Regions from separate parts of the Mus musculus genome. Here region 2 is linked to region 1. The links are chromatin loops, found by intact Hi-C in ENCODE. Cell type or tissue: left cerebral cortex. All regions are shown on one strand.

Evidence for each region. Peaks named below come from ENCODE experiments on the same cell type or tissue, not always from the same donor. Only the 100,000 strongest peaks of a DNase experiment are listed, where the experiment ranks them.
Region 2: it touches region 1 in a loop (2.9-fold over the local background); 11 of 42 quality-filtered maps call a loop at or near these places.

Annotation. Positions count from the first base shown.
Region 1 is chr4:53,755,158-53,763,157 of GRCm38, forward strand. Fktn (fukutin) reads left to right here. Exons shown (of 10, transcript NM_139309.5): 10 at 6,017-8,000. The coding sequence ends at 6,230. Among named protein-coding and RNA genes, the nearest start is that of Tal2, 21 kb to the right of the region's middle. In left cerebral cortex, no CTCF peak of the experiment used is centred here; DNase peaks (open chromatin) are centred at 3,794, 4,739 and 6,267; H3K27ac peaks cover 335 bases.
Region 2 is chr4:53,840,777-53,848,776 of GRCm38, forward strand. It overlaps Tmem38b (transmembrane protein 38B), which reads left to right. Exons shown (of 6, transcript NM_028053.2): 2 at 1-7. Among named protein-coding and RNA genes, the nearest start is that of Tmem38b, 19 kb to the left of the region's middle. In left cerebral cortex, CTCF peaks have their summits at 2,940 and 4,705 (motif pointing left); DNase peaks (open chromatin) are centred at 2,993 and 4,698.

The DNA of each region.
Region 1 (8,000 bases):
CGGCATTGACTTGCTCTCTCTGTAAAGTTTAGTACCCTGTAGACATGATCTTCCCTCCCTCCGAGTTGTCATAGATCTCCCCTAAGCCCCACACAAGTTCTTTCTGCTGAGTGTTTTAGAGTCCTTTGCAAACCTGTCTGCCCTAAATTACAGATAAAGTCCGTCTTGATAACTCTCAGGCTGAGTGAAACCTAGGTGCCGCTTGACTCTGAATCAGCTCTCTGCTGTGTGGTGAGCAGGAGAGGTGAAAGAGTGAAGCTAGGTCATTGTGCTTGTCTCTGTGTTATGGAGTTAGCTTCGGAGCTGTCCCTCGTGCACTCCCAGCCCAAGGCTGATGCTGTGCTCCTGTAGCTCCAGCTCTCAAGAAACACATCTGTCTCTGCAGGACATACAGCCGCAAAGCTAAAAGGCAGACTTGAGTAATTTCTTTAAATGAGGATATTTAAAGTGTTGGCTTTTCCCAAGTGATCCCATCTCCTGCTCTATTTATATCTTTGTATTTTGTAATATACCGATTATATCCTGGGTCTCCGTAATTGAATCTCCAGACAGGGAGGGAGGGGGGAGCAGGTGTAAGAGGAAGACTGAGGGAGAAACTGAAGAGGCAGTTTCTTCTAAAGTGAGCCTTGCTTTATTGCAAGGAGAAAATTGTACTACAAAACATCTATGGGAAGTCAAAGTTGTAATTTTTTCAAACATGTATTTTGTTAAACATAATTCTGTAAGATACTAATTTGATAGTGTCTAAAGAGACATTTCCATTACAAGACTTATGTACAGGTGTTAACAGTTATATTCAGATAAGCAGAATGGTTTGGTTTTAACCATGCTACCCAGACGTCCAACTGTTCACCTTCTGGTGAGCAGCTGCATTCATTGTGTATTCACACAATGGAATACTACTGAGTGCTGAAGGGGAATGAGTTACCAGATATACTAACATGGATGAAGGAAGTCAGATGCGAGGGGGACTTAAACTGTCCATTTTCATTTATTTGAATTGTCGGCTGAGCATAGTGGTATGCATATGGAATTCCAGCTCCCAGTAGGCTGAGTCCGAGGACTAGCCACAAGCTCAGGAGTGCCCCAGGCTCTATCTAGAATCAAAAACGCTCCCATGCAGGTTCTCTTCCGTATAGGATTGAACTCAGGTCATCAGGTATGGCAGCAAGTGCCTTTGACCACCAGCCACCACTCACTGGTTTGCTTTGTTTTGGTTTGGTTTTTTGGTTTTTCGAGACAGGGTTTCTCTGTGTAGCCCTGGCTGTCCTGGAACTCACTTTGTGGACCAGGCTGGCCTCGAACTCAGAAATCTGCCTGCCTCTGCCTCCCGAGTGCTGGGATTAAAGGCATGTGCCACCACCGCCCAGCTGGTTTTTTTTTTAATCACTTAAAATAAATGCATTTCATCCTGTAAGATTACACCTCAAAGCATTAAGTTAGGTTAAAAATACAAAAATACTTTATAATTTTGAAAACCGATGCTAAGACAAAATAGTCTGAGATTGCACATTGAGAAGTAGCACTGTATGGGCCAGAGGCAGTGAAGTTGACCAAGGAAGACCTAATTGCATGAAAACCTTGGCATCTAATTAGACAAATTAGGTAACAGACTATGATTTTTAAAATCCTTTTGAATCTGGCGTGAAATTTGAACTCCTAACTTTAACCTCTCTATCTAATTATTACATCTAAAGAGAAATTCTTCAAAAATTATCTGACAGAAAATAATTATAGCTAGAATCTTAATTTTGTCTACTCATTAATAATATAAATTGTATTTCTTCCTCTGCTGCCTTCATTTTTTTCTCGTGTGTGTGTGTGTGTGTGTGTGTGTGTGTGTGTGTGTATGTTTATTTAGGAGTAGAGAATGAGACATAAGATCTCAGACACTATTTCAGCCTATGTCCTGGAGAGTATATCAATTCCTCTATGACTCCTTCCACATGGTATCACTTGTGGTAGAATTATGAAATGTTTAGTGAAAGAGACTATTTTGTTTTTCAGTTTCTTTCAAGACATGGTCTCACTGTTTAACACTGGCTGTCCTGGAACTCACTCTGTAGACCAGGCTGCTTCAAACTCATAAGATCCACCTGCCTGTGCCCATCACATTGGGATTAAAGATGTGCACCACCACCAACCACCTAACAGTTTTTAAAAAGAAATACTCACCAGCATGCTGTGACTGTGGGTTTTCAAGAGTTGAGTCTAATGCTTGGATGAATGTGTAAGAGCAGGATTGTTAAACATATACAGATTTGAGAGTGGAAAGTATAGAGATGTCATAATGAGTCTCATTATTATATATGGTTAATACATATTAATAGGAAAATGAAATATGAAACAAAAAGGAATAGGAACTAATTGTAATAGTATGGTCTGAACACTTAGAAGGCTAAGGCAGGAGGAGTGAAAGCTTGAGATGCAACAAGAGAGTACCAGGTGTGCCTTATCAATAATACAGGGCAGCAGATGATGTTCCATAGTCATATAAAAGCTACAATAATAATGATCAAGTTTTAGTGATCAACAATTAAAAGTCACATTCAGGGCAAGGCAGAAGTAACATTTACAAATACTTAGGAAGGCTGAGAAGGTTGAGGCCTCCCAGATCTGTACTCAGAGACATAGTGAAGAAGCCAGAAGTGGTGCTGGGGAGGTGGCACAGTGGTGAAAGCATTTACCATGCAAGCCAGCAGAGCAGGTAAAGGAAGCAAGCCAAAAACCAAAAAAATTAATAAAGCAGTAAACAGTGTAAGAGGCCAATTCCACCTGTTGGTTTGTTTAAAAAAATAATTTAAAATTTTGTATAGCATACATTTAGCACAATTGATCAAGGTGTGGGAGTGGGGTTAGTAAAGATAATATTTACTCCCCAAACCCAAGATGTCTGGCCCTTTACACTTCTCGCTGTCTATGTTGTGCTAACAATGAAAAACTACTGCAGGAGACCTAGATCAAGCATTTCAGCAATGGGGACAAGATGTAAGACTGTGAGCCCAGGTGGAAACATGCTAAAAGAATAGTTTCCTAGTGCACACGCATGTTAGGGTGATTCTTTACTGTAAAGGATTGGAGGGAACACATCCCTGTGCAGAAGGCCTGGTATCCCATCCCCAGCCTGCCACAAGGGCTTGGAGGGCGGGCTGCTGACTGAATTGATGTCACTGAAAAAATTCTGTAAGCAAAAGTCTTTTAAGAAAATTTGTATTAAAAGGGCTATGGGGTGTCCTTGACTTGATGAACGGAAGATAGTGAAAACCGAGAGCGAGCACCACGTTTAATGGTGAAACTCCAGAAGCCTTTCCATTACAGTCAGCAGAAGCAGTGTTCGTGGACTCCTATTAAGTGGAACGCTGGTGTTTAGGCTCTGGAATAACAGATAAAGTGAGCGAGGATGACTATACAAGATGCTAATGTTAATAAACCGTTTGTGTTGCCTTGAAAGAAGTTCTGGGGGGAGGGGAGTTTGGCTGTGCTCTTGCAAGTGTGTGGAAAGGTCAAGTGCAGTTGTAGTTGATGGGTCTGTCTCACTTAGCCTCCTTAATGAGCACCAGTGAATACAGTGATCTGGGCTGCCGGAAACGCTTTCTTCTCATTTCGCAATTATGTCCATACATAGTACAATTACGTTGACAAAATTATTCTTAACTACCACAAAGTGGCTTTATTGGTTTCAAGGAATTTTGGAGGAAAATAAACCTATCCTCCTTTCTCGCTCACTCTCCAATCCAGCAACTGTACTAACTGCTATTTTAGGAAAAAGCAGCACAAAGTGGTTCAAGTTAGGAACAGATGGGGCAGTTTCTGTGGTAGCGAGATCTCCTAACTGTGTAGCCTAAGTTAGAGTGCCGTAGTCTAAATTCAAACCTGTTCCCATTGTGGATCCCATCCTAAGGCTTTAAAGTACAGACTGCTCTGCCAGACTTAATCATAGCTTTTAAATCTAAGGTAACACAGAGATGTAGGATCAATCAGTATTTACTGGTGACCCAGGCAATGTACATGGCGTGTGTTGTTCTGTGTGACTTCCTGCCCTTCTCCTGTCCATGTCCTGACTTCATAATTAGTTAAAATGTTTTATGGGTTGTTTGCCTCTCTATTCTAGGATGCTAAGATATTCTTTGGTTGAATAGACAGAGCAGAGAAACAAGAATCACGGAGGGTTTAGGGGATTTGGCAGCTGGGGGTTGTGGGAGGGGCAGGTGTAGGAACAAAAGCTAACACTAGAGTTGGATTGTTTTTGTATGATTTTCATGGTGTGTCTGCATTTTACATGTCCTGGGTTGGCTCTCAGATTCTTCACTGTCCCAGGCATTGTATGTGTAGTCTGCAGCCTTCTACGACGTCTGTCCTAAAGCTGTTGTCTTTCCCTCTCAGCTGTATGAGGAGACTGTAGAACTAATGGTTAAGGAGATGCTTCCTAAAGCTGTTGTCTTTCCCTCTCAGCTGTATGAGGAGACTGTAGAACTAATAGTTAAGGAGATGCTTCCTAAAGCTGTTGTCTTTCCCTCTCAGCTGTATGAGGAGACTGTAGAACTAATAGTTAAGGAGATGCTTCCTGGCTGCTGTTACTAAGGGAGATCATGTCTGCCTCACTTCAGGTTCATTGTGTCAACTTGATGGTGTGGGACAGGTGGACATTCTGCTGACCAGCAAGTGATTGCGGAGGGTGGAGGCTGATGACAGATGCTTCTGTCTCATGACAAAATGAGTAATTCCATGGCTATGAGTGTGCAGGGTAAAATTGGGACCAGCAGATGTTGCTTCTAAGCAGCATCTTATTTCTTTCTCAGTGAGGAGACTTTATGTGACCATCTTCTCAGAGAGGCCAGCTGGGTGGGGCTGTCCGCTCACCACCAGTGCCCATTGGCTTTTACTGAGGCGCTTGCTGCTTTCTTTAGAATTTATTCAGATGGACCTTCACATACGACTTCATTTCACTTAGTGGTGAGATGAGATGTTCAAAAGCAGAATCCATTCTCGGGGTTCACTTAGTGGTAAACGTGATAATCAGATACCTTTCCTCCAGTTCACTGCTCTGTCTTTAGCTTTCTAGTATATTAAACTCTTATGGTCCCTATTATTGCCATTTCAGGATTAATTACTGAAAATCCTTTTTGAGTTATGAAGAAAAAAAATTCTCATTAAGAATCTTAACACAAAATATAGACCTATGTAACTCTAAATAGACTAACTACTTTTAGTTTTCCTTTGTAATATATCATGTATAATTTTACTTAATCTGAAGTACCTATTTAAATATTTTGTGTTTTGAGGCAGGGTCTTATGTAGTCCAGGCTGCCCTAGAACTCACTACATGACTAATGCTGGACTTGAACTTATGATCCTCACGCCTTTCGCTTCTAAGTGCCGCAATTATAGACATGTGTCACTATGCCCATCATTATCAAAGTACCTTTAAAATGCCTATTTTTGGTTAATTCATAAGCTTACAAATTCTTACAGTTGTGTAGCAGATGCGAGCGATTCATTTTAATCAGTATTAGACAGGTTTAGAGATGCTCTTTAGATTCTAAGAGGAAAGGGAGGTAGAAGGTAAAGCTATTGTCTGTAGAGCAGGGGAAAGCCTAGAGGTGCTATTGGATTCAGTCCATATCCCTTGGAACGCCAGAGTATGCAAGAGAAGAACGTGACCGTTTTTTACATCTTGTGGAAACTCTGCCATGACACCTCTTTCCCTAGGTTTCCCAACACAATCCCAGATCTGATTTTGATTGTCTAATCTTGGTAGGCTCCCATCTCTGTAGCAGTCACTGTAACTTAGCTAGTACCAAGCCTGGATTTGGTTTAGTTTATAGTTTGGTTGGTATTTTTTCTCATCTTCGGAGCTTATGGATGGGATTAACTCTCCTTCAGATTGGTAGAGACTAGAAGAAGACTGAGATAGCATTAATCCAGGAAGACAGAAGGGATGCTGGGCAGGTTTGAAGATGCACAGCAGCCAAGTTACTTGGTCTAATGCTCCCTGCTTGCCTATGCTTTGCTGCAGGTATCTGTTTCCCAAGTTTACACTGTGCTGGACTGAGTTTGTAGACATCAAAGTGCATGTTCCCTGTGAAACGGTTGACTACATTGAAGCCAACTATGGTAAGACCTGGAAGATTCCTATCAAGACATGGGACTGGAAGAGCTCACCCCCGAATGTGCAGCCCAATGGCATCTGGCCTATTTCGGAGTGGGATGAGGTTATCCAGTTGTACTGAGAAAACTAAGCTCAGGTGGCACATTTCCCAGAAAGAAGGCGGGTAACTGTTTAAAGCACTACTGGTTTTTTGCCTGATGTGAGAGCCAAAGAAGAGAAATGACAAGTTAGAAGACAGAAAAGGTTTTCTGATTCATGGGCCATCTAATTAGTTCTGCCATTCAGCATTTCCTGAGGAGTTGATGCACCAGGTGGAATACGAGGAGCTGGTGAATGAGCGAATGCCAGCCTCTCTTGTCCTGTTGGTAAGCACTACAGTTTTCTTTTGAAAGAAACTTACTCACCCTCTGAAGAGCTGGTACACGATATGATGTATTCCATCATAATTTTTAAAATGTTAATTAATCTTTATGCTGGAAAGTGAGCTCATCGGATGAAGCTTACAAAGGATATGTTAGTTAAGAATAATTCACTCCTGCCTGTCCTCAGGATTTTTAGTGCTGCTTTTAAGGTTGTAGAACATGAGTTAATATTCCAGTGAGTGATTAGACTTTGTCTCACAGAGAAAAGATGGTAGCAAACTCATTTTATAAGCAGTGTGGTACACAGTTGGCTTCAAGCACAGGGGGTTCTATAAGGGAAGATGAGAGCCCATATCAGCTATTGTCAAGACATACACTGTTCTCATATCTGAAGTGGACAGTGGGTGCTTAGATGATGCTTGAATGCCTGACATCATAGGATATTTTCCCTGACCTGCAGTGGTACTTGCTGATAAATCATCCAGTCATGCTATCCGAAAGGTGTGACATCCCAAAGCTTACTTTCCTTATTTCATTTTCAATCATTCTTAGATTTAAAAATGGAAGTTATTCATGAATATTTTTATATTTTATGAATGTATAACTCTTCTGCCCTTAATTTTAATATTCACACTAAATACTAATAGACATACCTCTGAATTTTTAAAAAAATACTCTTTATTTATTTATCAACCATAGCTCCATGTTTAATTTATGGCCTACATAATAATTTATTTAGCATAAAGATATGACTGTTCTTCTATTCCAATATTACTTCAAGTTTCCAAAATGGAAGGTTAACATGAACCTGGAAACTATTCCTTTTTCCAGATCACTGTCTTTAAAGCCTGTGTCCATCTCTAGATTTTTCATTCTGCTGTGTGTAAGAGGGCAAGGACTTCCTACTGCCAAGTACTGCACATGTGGGACCCCTTGATTTTCTTTTTCTTCTCAAAATACACCCATGAGTAGGTTGGGGTAGCTGTGCACTCTCAGTGAGAGATGACACAGTGAATGCCTGTCTTCCTGGCCTGGAAGGGGAGGGGCTCTGCTCCCTGCTGCTTAGGGATGTGCTTCAGGGCCGCCCTGCAGATCTCCCTTGGAATGTGTAGTCACTAAAACGAACAAGAGTAGCTGAGGGAATGGGCTGGCAGAAAGTAAAAGAAGGAAAGAAAAAGAAAAACTTGGAGCCGGGTTTAATCCCAGCACTCAGGAGGCAGAGGCAGGCAGATTTCTGAGTTCAAGGCCAGCCTGGTCTACAAAGTGAGTTCCAGGACAGCCAGAGCTATACAGAGAAACCCTTTCTCGAAAAAACAACAACAACAACAACAAAAAAAAAAAAAAACCCAAAAAACCCCCAAAACAACAACAAAAAAATGAAGGAAGTAACTTAAAGCCAGCTACTTCCAAATTTTAATTTCAACATGAAAACTGTCTTTGTTGTATGACAAGCAGCAGTCTGTTAGGATGCAGCCTCTCTGTAGGAATATTGTCTCTCCATATGCATCTCATCAGATTGCTGTAATTAT
Region 2 (8,000 bases), 86 kb after region 1:
CAATCTGGTAAGTTGCCCTTAGGCTGCACTATGAGATCTTTAAAGAATTGTTTAATAGATTGCAGTAAAATGGATCTTTTTCCTTTAACCTTTTTTATGTCCTTAAGTTAATGCATGTGCAATGAACGAACCCGAATAGTGCCAAAGACTTTAAGTGCAAAGTTTGCCTCTTCCCCTTCCTCCTCTTATCTTCTTCCAGTGGAAATTGTTTTTAGTGTTTGTGGGAACATTTTAACATTAGAGAACATCAAATATTAGCCCAAATATTTTGTTTTGTGAAATAAACTTAGATAGAATTATGACATCCTAAAAAATGTAAATGTGAACAACTAAACAAAAAGTCCAAGCTTTTCTTGTCTCTTCTTCTTTGTTGGCTTCATCATTTGCTTGTTTATTTGTAGACAGACAGACAGACAGACAGACAGACAGATAAGTTCAGAGTTTCACTGTGTAGCTGTCCTGAAACTCAGTATGTTCATCAGGCTGTCTTCCAACTCATAGAGATCTACCTGCCTCTGCCTCCCCAGTGCTGGGGTTACAGCTTTGCACCACATCTGGCTATTGGATTATGTAAAGGCTTCTGACATTTTTTTTTAGATTTATTTATTCTATATGTAAGTACACTGTAGCTGTCTTCAGACACTCCAAAAGAGGGCGTCAGATCTCATTACAGGTGGTTGTGAGCCACCATGTGGTTGCTGGGAATTGAACTCAGGACCTTCAGAAGAGCAGTCAGTGCTCTTAACCTCTGAGCCATCTCTCCAGCCCCAAGCTTCTGACATCTTTAAACATGAATTGGGAAAATGATAGTAGGAATTGGCTTGGATTCTTCTTCATACAGATTTAGATGGTTCTTAACAAGATTGATTAATTAAGTTAAAATATATTGATTCTAATCAACATGCTTTGTTTTATTTAAAGTAAACTATGCTTTCAATTTAAAAACACTATCAATTTAATATATAAGGAACATTTGGAATTCATTTTTCCTGGGGTTGGTGAGAGGGCGCAGTAGGTAAAGGAGCTAGCCGTTTAAGCCTGGCAGCCTACATTCTAGTTCTTGAACTCACACAAAGCTGAAGGAGAGAATCGGCCGCCCAGAGAAGCCTCTTGGCTTCCACACGTTCACTATAGCATGCAGCCTTTTGCGCATCATGCACATACAACTCAGTGAGAAAAATAACCAAAAATTCATTTTATTATAATAATTGTGAATGTTTAAGTCGTTACAAACAGGTATGGATGTTACAAATAATAGTGGTAATGGTAAAGTAGTAGAGGAAACCTATCACTGTGGAAGGGTGGGTGGAATTACTCACTTGATAGCTAGTAATTATTGAATTAGAATTATGTACCAGCTAAGACTCATTTTCATGTTACATCACGAGTCCTGTGAAGTAGTATATTATTAGTTAGGGTTTTACTGCTGTGAACAGACACCATGACCAAGGCAAGTCTTATAAAGGACAACATTTAATTGGGGCTGGCTTATAGGGTCAGAGATCCAGTATCATCGAGATGGGAGCCTGGCAGTGTCTAGGCAGATGTGGGGCTGGAGGAGTTGAGAGTTCTGTTTCTTGTTCTGAAGGACAACGGGAGAATACTAACTTCCAGGAAGCTAGGATGAAGATCTTCATGCCCACGTCCACAGTAACACACTTCCTCTAACAAGGCCACACCTATTTCAACAAGGCTACATCTGCAAATAGTGCCACTATATTCAAACCACCACAAGTAGCTATTATAATTTTTTTCCTGACAAAATCTTTTCCTGGTGACTTTAAGAGAAAAAAATTACTTAAATACTATGGAACTATATGTTGCATTTCTCTGATTTGTAGCTAAATGTTAAATTCATCTATAACTGTTCTAAACATCCAATAAATGTGTAAGCTATACAATCAGGTATGGAATGGCTGACTCCATCGAATTGTTCTGCAGGCTAAGCCTCCTCCAAGTTTTACTGTGTTTTGTTTTTTAATCTAATCTGGTGTTAAATTAGGATTTTTTTTTTTACTAACAACAATTACAAATTTCTCTCTCAAGTAGTTGGTATCTAAATCATAACTCACTCTATCAAATGAGAATGAAAGAGACTATACTACCAGACTTACACAGGAAAGTCTTCAAAGATTTCACAGGGTGTTGCTTGCTTTCAGTAAAATCACTACTTTCTTTCTCTTAGTAGTTTATATTTTTTGGCTGTGGAAGGTGGGTGGAGTGGAGTTAATCATTCGATAGCTAGTATGTATTGAACGAGATATTAGGTAAATTCTTTATATTTATTTTCATACTATGAGTCCTGTGAAGTAGCTACTATAATTATGTTTTTAAAGATTTATTTATTTATTTATTTATTTATTTATTTATTTTGGTTTTTCGAGACAGGGTTTCTCTGTATAGCCCTGGCTGTCCTAGAACTAACTGTAGACCAGGCTGTCCTTGAACTCAGAAATCCGCCTGCCTCTGCCTCCCGAGTGCTGGGATTAAAGGCGTGTGCCACCACGCCGGGCTGATTTATTTATTTTTGTTTTATGTGTATGGGTGTTTTGCTTGAATGTCTGTATGTACATATGTATGTATGTATGTATATATAACACGAATGTATGTATGTGCCTGGTCCCTCAGGAGCCAGAAGAGGACATTGAATACCCTGGAACTGAAATTACACATAATTGTGAGCCACAATTATGATGTTGAAAAAGGAAGCCAGGTATTCTGTGAGAGCAGCCACTATTCTTACCTGCTGAGCCACCTCTCCAACCCTTTAAGAATTAAAAGCATTGGATTACATGTGACAGGTTTCCTTATGGCATTTTCATACATGCTTAGTTTTGGCCGACTCCCCATCCTTCCCAAGCTCCCTGCTCTCTCCTGCGCTACCCTCCCCAGTCTTCAGCCTGCCTTCCAGTGCGTTCTGTTCACCCTCCACAAGAGGCAGCTGTTGTTACTACTTCCACTTGACAGCGAGGAAATTGAGACCAGGGAACAGTTGCCATAATTTCTGAGTAGGCTAGAGTCAGAACAAGTGTGACTGTAGAGCCTCCGCGCATGACAGCTGCCCTGTGTCTTAGACTGACTGACTCATCTCCTAGCATCGTCCTCCAGAAGCACTGTAAAGGACTTCCAGTCTATAGTGGTCGTTTACAGAGATACTAGCATTTTGGATTATTTTAATGTTGTATAAATGCTGAGACTATATAAAAAGGAAGATAGCCAGATTCTGTTACCGTCCTATCTCTCCTGTTTCTAGTGTTAAGTACTAGTCCTCCCACTTCTGGCCTGGACTTTCAGTAACTTCCTAGGTGGGCTAGTTGCTTTATTCATTACCCCCTAGATATTCTTCACATAATGATGAAGTGATTATCTTAAAATAAGTTATAGTGTGCCACTCCTGCGTGCAATAATGTCTTTTCAGGAACAACAGCCTGAGCTTTCTCATGACCTACTGTCCATCCCTACAGAGTCTCCCTCCCTCTGTCCTCTTTGCTGTGATGTATGGCCACTGCTCCTGATACTCCTTCCTTTCCCGCCACACACGTGCATTTATCAACACTCTGACTTGCCCGATCTTTATTTAGCTTGTTGTACTTCTCAGAGAGAGGCAGGGCTGTTGCTTGGTTATTTGTTTGCTGGTCATCCTGCAAAGATGGTCAGTTCAACAACAACAACAACAGCAGCAGCAGCAACAGCAACAACAGCAACAAACCTGTGTATGAACTCAGATTAAAGGATGATTTGTGAGATTATACAGAGTGCATTTTTTGTCATTATTTGAATCTGTTCCATCTTTGGCCAGTGGGAGCCTTTTCAGCTTTCATGCCTCTTGGTATTTTAAGATTCTTATACCTTTCTTCTGGAATTAGTTTTAGTTTCATTTAAGGAGAAATAGTTTTTTCAAGGTTCACTCAGAGCATTGGAGACACTGCTAAGGCATCTATTGAAATGAGCTAGGGTAAAGAAAGAGAAAATGACTTGAGTTCATACTAATATTTATCTCTAATTCAAATTCAAGCCTATTTATTATTATTTAACATGTCTCTGTTATATATGTAATACTTGGAATTTACCTAGATATAAAGAATTTTGTTATTTGTTGGACAAAGGATATTACAAAATCAGAATATTCTGACATTGTTAATTAATTTTGTTCTGTTCTTTGCTCGCCTATATTTAACCTTTCTCATCTTTAAACCAGGGTGTGTGTGTGCTGCCAGAGTTTCATGGCCACAGTGCCATGCTTCTCTGGTTAGTCTTCACACTCGGATTTTGCTTGCTCTGTACTGGATGCAGGTCACTAGTTATATCTGGGCCCTGTAATTCTGGGTTTTTGAAGCTGTGGTGAGTACTGCTTTAGCCTTAACAGAGCGTGACGCAAGGCACAAAGAAATTAATGACTTAGCCAAGGAATTGGAGACCCTGAGTATCCAGAGCCCAGATTTAAACCATGGTTATTTCATCTGTTAGTTGGTGCATAAGCAGTAAATTGCTTTGAACTCTGAAATAGAAATGTTGTCCTTACAGTCTCTTCAATATGAGAAATGATGCTAGAGTCAAGACAGTGTATCTTATTGTTTAATTAGAAAAGTTTTAACATTTAGAATAACATGTCAGTCTTTGCTTCTGATTTTGAGAGTCAAATGATCTGGGGAATTATATATTCAAGTGAGGTCAGCTTCAGAACGGTAGCATGCCTGGGGGTTAGCACCATCTACTGGTAAAGACAGACAAGAGCTTGCTTCTGTCTGTATACAGCTGTTGTCTGAAAACTCCATATACTTTCATTTGTGTTGTCTTTTTAAAAAGCCATTTATTTATGCGGGCAGTACATAATTTATAATTTTTCTATCTAATGATTTTATGTCTCATAATGTTTTCCTTAAACTTCCAGGCATTCTTTAAGGAGATTACATTTAAATGAGGGAAATATAAGAGTCACAGTTTTATAATCTTTTTCAAGATATATCCATGAAATTTCTTTGGTGTCCTAACCAGAGGCCAGGGCTATTGCAGTAGACTAACATGGGTGTGGTTTGTGTTCTGTTTGGCCCAGTTTTGGCCTAAGGATACTGCCTTAGGTAGACAGGGAGAGTTGATGGTAAGAGAGGGAGTGTTCTCAGTGATGAGCCCAGCAAAGCGCCTTCTGCTTAACCCCTGGTTTTAACCTAAATTCAGCTCCCATCTTAAAACCTGTTTACACTGGTTTATGTTGGTTGTATCCTATTTTACACTAATTTCTACCCTTTGTCATTTTTCTCTTTTTATTAATCTGACCCACAGAACTTAAAAGTATCTGAGAAATCCATTATTATCTTCTCATTCCATTTCTTTTTCCTTTCCTGTATGTATACATATGTATATGTATCTATGTGTATGTTTTAGGTACTTACAAGGTAAAGGTTTTTTGGATATTACAAACTTAAGGTGAAATTACAATCTTTACAGAAGAGATGTGCTGTTTAATTAATGACATTTCCCAGTAATTCATCAGCGGAACATTATATAGCTAACTTATATTGTAGAACAAGAGTGATTTTGTCTGCAGTCATTTGTCTTTCACGCTCATTCATAAGTCTGTTGGACATGACAGAGTTGTTCCTTTTGCTCCATGGCAACTCAGGTGGGCACAGAGGTTTCACTAATATGTAAGGTTTTATGTGTACTTTAGAAATATCTGATGCAGGGCAATGGTGGCATGTGCTTTTAATCCCAGCACCCAGGAGGTAGAGGCAGGTAGATCTCTGTAAATTTGAGGCTAGCCTGGTCTATAGAGCTGATTCAGGATAGCCAGGACTACAAAAGAAACCTGTCTTGAAAAAACCAAAAGGAGAGGGCTGGTGAGATAGCTCAGTGGGTAAGAACACTGACTGCTCTTATGAAGGTCATGAGTTCAAATCCCAGCAACCATATGGTGGCCCACAACCACCCATAATGAGATCTGACGCCCTCTTCTGGTGTGTCAGAAGACAACTACAATGTACTTATGTATAATAATAAATAAATCTTTGGGCCTGAGTGAGCAGAGTTGACCTGAGTGAGCGGGGGTTGACTGGAGCAAGTGGGGTTGACCGGAGCAAACAGAGGCCCTAAAAATTCAATTCCCAACAACCACATGAAGGCTCACAACCATCTGTACAGCTACAGTGTACTCACATGCATAAAATAAACAAGTAAATCTTAAAAAAAGAAAAGAAAAACCAAAAGAAAAAAAAACAAATATCTTATTAAAAAAGCAACAATTATAACTTATAGATGGTGTGTTGTTATATGGCATAGTTGAATGTAAAAGCTGCTGTTGTGTAATAAGTTTGAGCACATGTTACAGATGGAATTAGGGAAGGCAAATGGAGCTGTTGTAATACTGGTTTTGTTCTTTTGAGCATGCCATTTTTAATGTGAGTTACTACTGAAGGAAAACTATAGCATCTGTTCTTTATCTAATCTATAAGAGATACCAAAGTATTGTCTCATTTTATTAAGAATATATAGACAATTCATTATTTAAGTGTATATGATTTTTTTCTCCATTGTCCAACTTCCTAGAAATCATTTCTACATTTAAAACTTTCAAAATATCATATGTCAATGTAAAAAAAATTTAAACCATCTTACTTCAGTTTACTTAAAATTGTCTCCAGATATTTCATTCCTTACTCTGTAATTAATTGATTCTTTGATATGTTTTGTATTTTGCCTCCAGATTGAATTCAGCTTAGAGCTATTTTTCACTGTGCTGAGTTTTTGGTTCGAGAACAGTTGATAAGATTGATAAGTTGATTCCTGCCATCCAGCAACCAGTGGAATCCAATGATGAGCACTGTAGCCTTTACTTTATGTAGTAAGGAGCAGTGTATGAGAGCCACTTTGAGGTGTAAGAAGCAACTGCTTCAGCTGTACAGAGCCACCGCCTGTCTTGTGTTGAGATGAAATGAAACAGACATTCTGTGGACTGTGGTGCAGTGAGTGGGACCTTGAGTAAGAAGAATGTAGCGGCTGACCTTTGCTTCCATATTTGGTCTCGGGAGCAGTGTTGGCAAATATTTTATATTTGGTGAATGCATGTGAGGTTTTTGTGTTTATGACTCATGAATTAGAATAAAATTAACACTTGATTAAAAAAAAAAAACCAGGCATTTTTTTCATTTTTTTTTTTTTTCGAGACAGGGTTTCTCTGTGTAGCCCTGGATGTTCTGGAACTCACTCTGTAGACCAGGCTGGCCTCAAACTCAGAAATCCTCCTGCCTCTGCCTCCCAAGTGCTGGGATTAAAGGCGTGCGCCACCACGCCCGGCCCAAACATTTTTTTCTGTGCCCTGTTTTCTGTATCACTCCATTAGAAGATGTATTGTGCTCTACATACCAAACTGTCTATTAGGAATGGAGGGGAAAACCTGTATTTTCTAGTAAATAATGTTGGTAGTATTTGAGGAGATGCTGAAGAACAAAGTTTAAAACTCTGGATCACCAGAGAACAGCTGTATTACTGTTAAATTAGCAACAACTTCACTGGCTATAACTAAGCTTCTTCAATCAAATTAAAGATTGAGCTCAATATTCTTTCAGATGCATGAACATACATTCTCCACAACATCAGCCTATTTCCTTGGGAGTTCTCTCTGTCTTTGTATAGATTTCTAACTTACACTCTAAGCTAAGGGACACAGGTCAAGATAGTGGTAGGAGTAGAAATGCTGCCCTTGCTTTTTTGCCCAAAGGCTGGTTTGTCTAACTCCTTTTCCCTAAGAACAAAGACATCGTATGCGCATAGTCCATACCTGCTGGAACTGGTAAGGCACTTGCTTCTTTCTCTTAATTAATTATGTACCTAATTTTCTTCTCATAGTGTATGGATGAATGAAAAAATTGTATAGAGCATTGCAAAGTACGTGGCTTCTCCTCCTCATGCTACAGACTTATATATATATTGTGTAACGTAAAAAGCAATTTAGTATCCAGTCTGCTTTTTCCAGGTTTTTACGGATGATTGCTTTGGTTGTGTTA